2 separate regions of the Homo sapiens genome follow, and region 1 is linked to region 2. A link is a contact called in ENCODE Hi-C or POLR2A ChIA-PET data. All regions are on one chromosome and are shown on one strand. Each heading gives the region's core, a stretch centred on a gene start or an enhancer-like site at or near the end of the contact. The rest is flanking DNA. Distances are from core to core; before and after follow the strand shown.

Region 1 (2,700 bases), core at 195-2,694, 42 kb after region 2:
GCAGCGGCACACCTCTACTCTCAGCCTCACTGCTCAGATGCGCTGCATGCTCGAAATGTCAAAAATAAAATCTTTCTTGGCTGGGCGCGGTGGCTCACGCCTGTAATCCCAGCACTTTGGGAGGCCGAGGCAGGCGGATCACGAGGTCAGGAGATCGAGACCATCCTGGCTAACATGGTGAAACCCCATCTCTACTAAAAATACAAAAAAATTAGCCGGGAGTGGTGGGGGCGCCTGTAGTCCCAGCTACTCAGGAGGCTGAGGCAGGAAGAATGGTGTGAACCCGGGAGGCGGAGCTTGCAGTGAGCCGAGATCGCACCACTGCACTCCAGTCTGGGTGACAGAGTGAGACTCCATCGCAAAAAACAACAAACAAACAAACAAAAAAAACCTTTCTCTTGGCACTCGGTACTTGAAATCTCCAGTGGGACCAGGGTTGTCCTGCAGCAGATACATCTACACCAGCACCATCTGTCTCAGTCTTCTCCCCACCCACAGCAGACACAGTTTAAAAAAAAAAAAATCAATATTTATTCAGCCAGAATTCAAACTACACATTTGACGCAAATACAGTCGTCATCCCTCTGAATGTCACTAGAATGTCCATGAGGCCGAGCATACTTGGCTTTTCCTGGCCTTTCCGCTGCTCGTGCAGCCAGCCTATGTCCTCTCTGGAAAGTCTCCCCGCACCCCCGCATCCAGCTGCCAGAACGAGTAGCTCAGGGGCCCACTGGGGAATTCAGTTCTGCTATTGGCACTCAGCAAGCACTCCATCAACATTTACCTAAAGTTTTAAAATTATTCGATTTGGCCAGGTGCAGTGGCTTATGCCAGGAATCTCAGCACTTTGGGAGGCCAAGGTGGATGGATCACTTGAGGTAAGGAGTTCAAGACCAGCCTGGCCAACGTGGTAAAACCCCATCTCTACTAGAAATATAAAAAATTAGCCGGATGTGGTGGCAGGCGCCTGTAGGCTGAGGCAGAAGAATCACTTGAACCTGGGAGGTGGAGGCTGCAGTGAGCCGAGGTCACGCCACTGCACTCTAGCCTGGACAACAGAGCAAGACCGTCTCAAAAAAATAAAAATAAATAAATAAAATCATTCAGTTCCTAGAAAGGCATCATTGCAAAGGACAAACATTCAAAAGCTAAGCAGGATTTTCCCCTTTTCCAATAAAGTTCCGACCATCAAGGAGGAAAGGCAGCCTTAGCCTCCGTACTGTGTTTACAATAAGGCCCCAACTAGCAGCACACTCCGAGCACCCGGAGAGCAAAGAGAGGCGGCTCCGAGGGGCAGAGCGGCTCCCAACTGTATAGACGGGTTGATTTCCGTCCCCATGTGTGACATTTACAGCCAGTGAGAGGTTTTATCAACAAAATCAAAGGCCACAGCCAAGTTATTCCAGAGCAGTGCCCGCCCCTCCCACATGACCAAACCCGGCTCCTCTCAGGGACTTTCCAGAGCTCTCAAAGGTGCAGCCAGGGACTTTCCACCCTGCGTGCCTGCAGGACCGCGTGGCGCCCCAGGCCAGGGGCTGGCTATAGTCCTTGGCCCTCAGCCGGAGGCCCTCATAATTGTCAATGTGGCATCCCATGAGCCTGGAGGTGGCAGAGACCCCAGAGGACTCAGGGTCCAGTGCAGAGCTGGAAACTATTATCCCACCTGTCCCCCAGACACTCCTCAGTCCTCTCAAAGGGTGGCATGGCGCATAGCACCCCTACTCCCTGCAGCCAGCTGGTACCCCAACCCTCCCAGGGAGACCCTGACCCTGGGCCACCTCCCCAGGGAGCCATCTCCCTTGCAGACAGCACTGGGCAATGACCAAGCTGCATCTCTTTCAAGGAGCAGGGAGTGGGGGGTACAATGCCATGCGCCACAGCCGTTTGTGCGGCAGAGCCACACAGGAGCCTAGAAAGCTTTGCATCGCACGTCGTGGCTGAGGGCGGTCTGGCATCTCTGCCCACAGAGGTAGGAGTCTCACTCTAGGGCAGTGCCCTGGAGCTACCGCTCCGTGTCCAGGACGCAATCCCCGTGCTAGGGAGGAAAGCACATCTTGTTCACCCCAGACACAGCTGGGGCAGTTCTTCTGAAAAAACGAAACTTGGAGCCCAAAGACCACAAAGCAGAGTCTGTCAAAAGATCGTGGGAGGTGTGGCCAGGCTCACAGGGTGGGGAGTGGGCGAGGAGAAGAGGGAGGCGTGGCCAGGCTCACAGGGCGGGGAGCAGGAGAGGAGAAACACACAGTAATGCAGGTCCAATTCCAACCCAGCCGGTAACACCCCAGGGTCCGGCTGAGCAGGAGATCCCAGCTCTGGCCCGGGCAGGAAGCTCCCCTAAGTGCAGAAAGCCAGGATTCTGAGCAAACAGCCCTCACAGCCTCACCAACCTGGGGCTGGATTGGATGGCATCAAGGTACTGCCTCATTCCAATGTATGACTCGGTACTCACTGAACAATGACCCCTGTCTCCTCCATTCTACTTCCTGTACCCATGGATCTGATGACTCTAAGGGTGGCCCCTAAGTGGAATCACAGAGGATCTGTCCTTTGGTAACTGGCTCATGTCACTCAGCACACTGTCCTCAGAGTTCATCCCTGGGGTGTGTGTGTCCGAATCGCCTTCCTTTTTAAGGCTGAATCATATCCCACTGTGTGCACAGATCACACTTCCCGTGTTTATCCATTCATCCGCAGACACTG
Region 2 (2,928 bases), core at 1-2,500:
AGCGGCCGAGGACCCCTGTGTCTCCATAGAGCTGGCGCACCTGCCAGCAGATCCCATCCCTGGGGGGGCGGGGAGGAGGCACCACAGGCTGGGAGACCCCAACCAGGAATCCTAGTCCAGGCCACAGCCGGGGTGGGGTCAGGGGCCAGAGCAGGGCTGAAGTCCGGGGGCTGAGAGGAGGGTTGGGGTTAGGGTGCAGGGCTGCTCTGGGACTCACAGCTTTCGGAAGGTACTGACAGCCATGGCTGTGCCCTGGGGAGCCACATGCAGTGTGGTGGCCTCGGCCCGGTGGCCCTGCTCCTGCAGGAAACGGCAAGCGGAGCCCACAGCCACAAGGAGCCAGGTCCCTGCAAACTGGGGGCAGACCATGGGAGAACTCGAGGGCACTGTGGGAGGGCCCCTCACCTGCTTCCCTCTACACCCCCCACAACTTCACCTGCTTCCCTCTCCCCCGCAACAACTTCTACCTGTCTCCCTCTACCCCTCCCACAACTTCTACCTGCCTCCCTCTACCCCCCCCAACTTCTACCTGCTGAGCATCAAAATTGGCCTTGGGCTGGATGGTGCTGATGGGGGATGCGGGCCGGCGTGGCCTCTGAGGCTTCTGGCCCAGCGAGCCAGCTGCCAGGAGCAGAGTCAAGAGGGTCGCAGTCCCAGGGGGCAGCATGGTGGCGGCAGCAGGGTGGCAGGACTGTGGGAGGCCAAGGGTAGCACCACCAAGTCCCAGGACAGAGTCTACTCTGCTGTCACAGAGCCCAGCCCAGGAAGTCCATGTCCATCCGTTGCCTCCCCACCCCCCACCTCCAGCCTCCTCGTGAGCCTAGCTTCGATCTGCACTTCCTGGCAGGGCCCTGGCACCATGTCCTATGTACAAAGTCCGAGTTGACCTCTGGCTGTTTATCCATTTCTCCTGCACCCCTGATTTCCACCGACAGTCCTTAGCCCTTTACACGTTATCTTCCTTAAACCATCACCCAGTGGTCTTATCTCCATGGCCAACGTCACGGGGTTCATGAAGCCACTTGCTCAGGGCCCGGCAACAGGGAGCGCCGGAGGCGGGTCCCGAACCAGCGTTCGTTGAGCCTCGCCTGCAACCCCGCCCACGACCGCCGCCCGCTGGCCACAAGGGGCGCTGTTCCCAATGCGCCCGAGTGCGCGCAGGCGCACAAAGAAAAGCCGGCCAGGCCGCCGGAGCCCAAGGCGCAGGCGCACGAGGGGCGGATGCGGGCTACCCGCGCGCTCTGCCTTCCTCGGCCATCGATGCCTCGGGGCTCGTGGCGTCGGGCCTGGCGGGCTCCCCGTTGGGCGGGGGCGGCGGTCCGAGCGGCTGCGGCAGCGGAAGCGGGTCCGGGTCGCGCAGGGCGGGGGCGGCGCAGCGGGCGGAGGCGGCCGTGGTGAGTGCGCCTGCGGCCCTCGGGGGTCCCGCCTTGTCGTCCCCGCCCGCCTTGGGCGAGTGCAGGAGCCCCGAGGCCGCCCGTGCGCTCGTCCCCGCCGTCCGCCCCGAGCCCGCCGGGCAGAGCTGCTCCAGGGCCGCAGGGCGGAGGCCACTGCCTGGCCGCCCCGAGCTTCCTCTCGGCGGAAGCCCGTCCCCGGACGGCGCCTGGTGTCCCCGTGCCTCGCGTGCGGCGGTCCGGGCCCTGGCGGGCTGAGGGGCGCCCGCTGCCGGCCGCAGGAGGCCGGGGGATGACGCGGCGGAGAGGGGCCGGCCCGGCCCGCCCGGAGCTGCCGGGTCCTTGGTTGGGCGGCGGTACCCGGGCGTCCCCTGCAGACACGCAGCCCCGTGGAACTCCCGGCGGGACGGTTGGGGCTGGAGGAACAGGACGCCCGCTCTCGGCCTCCCTTCCCGGGCCTGGGCTGAGGGCAGCCGTTGGTGGGTTTCAGGGCCGCCTGGGCAGAATGTCACGATGGACGAGGGCGGCACGCCCCTGCTCCCCGACAGCCTGGTCTACCAGATCTTCCTGAGCCTGGGCCCGGCCGACGTGCTGGCCGCCGGGCTGGTGTGCCGCCAATGGCAGGCCGTGTCGCGGGACGAGTTCCTGTGGAGGGAGCAGTTCTACCGCTACTACCAGGTGGCCCGCGACGTGCCCCGACACCCAGGTCAGTGGCGTGTGGGGCCCCTACCCACGTTCTGCAGCCAGGGCCCCGGGCCCCTGCGCTTGGGGGTCAGCCTGGCTGGGGGCCCGCCCCGCGGCCCCGCGTGTCCATGCTCACCCCCCCACACCCTGATAGAGGCCTGTCAGGACACAGCGCAGGCGCCCCTCAGAGCTTGGAGGCCAGAGGGTTCATTGGGTCACTTGGGGGGTGGGGGGTACAGGGGTCTCTGTGAGCTACAGGGTTGAATCCCCCAGCCGAGGCCTATGCCATGACTAGTGGGTTCCAGGGGCACCACGGGGCCTGCCAGGACTGCTGGGGCCACACTCGGCTCATGGCCGTGACTGCGAGGAAGGCCCGGGCCCAGGACTGACAACTGCCCACCCGCAGCGGCCATGTCCTGGTACGAGGAGTTCCAGCGGCTGTATGACACGGTGCCCTGCGTGGAGGTGCAGACGCTGCGGGAACACACAGACCAGGTCCTGCACCTCAGCTTCTCCCATTCCGGGTACCAGTTCGCGTCCTGCTCCAAGGACTGCACTGTGAAGGTGAGGACGGCCAGGTGTCCTGCACACCCCACCCAGCTCTGCCGCAGCACGGAGGTCCCAGGACCCAGGCGTTCCAACCAGGTGGTGGTGGGGGGGGGGGTGGGTCAGGCCAGAGGTGACAGCAGCCTCCCTGCATCCAGCGGAGGGACCACAGAGGATCAGGAGCGGTGCAGGGTGGCCCTGAGTGCTGAGGAGAGGGTCCCACACACAGCCGCCTGCTTCAGGGGCAGGCTCCTCCGCTCTATACCAATGCCCCCCGAGTGGATGACAGTGGCTGGAAGGGGTCCCT

Evidence for each region. A loop is a pair of places that touch in the nucleus more often than their neighbours do. ChIA-PET counts read pairs that join two places held with the same protein, here RNA polymerase II (POLR2A). Pooled maps may share reads with other maps.
Region 1: a loop to region 2 is called in a map of B cell, with 11 times the contacts of the local background. The contact joins the enhancer-like site here to the promoter of FBXW5 in region 2. A Hi-C loop is called at or near these places in 16 of 168 maps with a recorded cell type or tissue (B cell, CD4-positive, alpha-beta memory T cell, PC-9 and 10 more), 26 of 37 single-sample maps with no recorded cell type and 27 of 50 pooled maps. POLR2A ChIA-PET finds 5 or more read pairs at or near these places in 16 of 52 experiments (A549, CD4-positive, alpha-beta memory T cell, Caco-2 and 12 more).

The regions. Positions count from the first base shown.
Region 1 is chr9:136,901,360-136,904,059 of GRCh38, reverse strand. All of the region lies in intron 4 of TRAF2 (TNF receptor associated factor 2), which reads right to left. Among named protein-coding and RNA genes, the nearest start is that of MIR4479, 16 kb to the right of the region's middle. RefSeq lists enhancers at 1,268-1,727, 1,958-2,277. Within about 2 kb of position 1,444, at least 35 of the 41 ENCODE cell types and tissues checked have a DNase peak (open chromatin) inside an H3K27ac peak, as active enhancers do; they include B cell, GM12878, PC-9 and 5 more, where a contact is called at or near this core.
Region 2 is chr9:136,943,060-136,945,987 of GRCh38, reverse strand. FBXW5 (F-box and WD repeat domain containing 5) reads left to right here and starts at 1,250. Exons shown (of 9, transcript NM_018998.4): 1 at 1,250-1,394; 2 at 1,882-2,097; 3 at 2,482-2,639. The coding sequence starts at 1,905. It overlaps C8G (complement C8 gamma chain), which reads right to left and starts at 745. Exons shown (of 7, transcript NM_000606.3): 1 at 530-745; 2 at 218-354; 3 at 1-59. The coding sequence starts at 667. RefSeq lists silencers at 1,207-1,786, 2,167-2,236 and an enhancer at 2,072-2,837.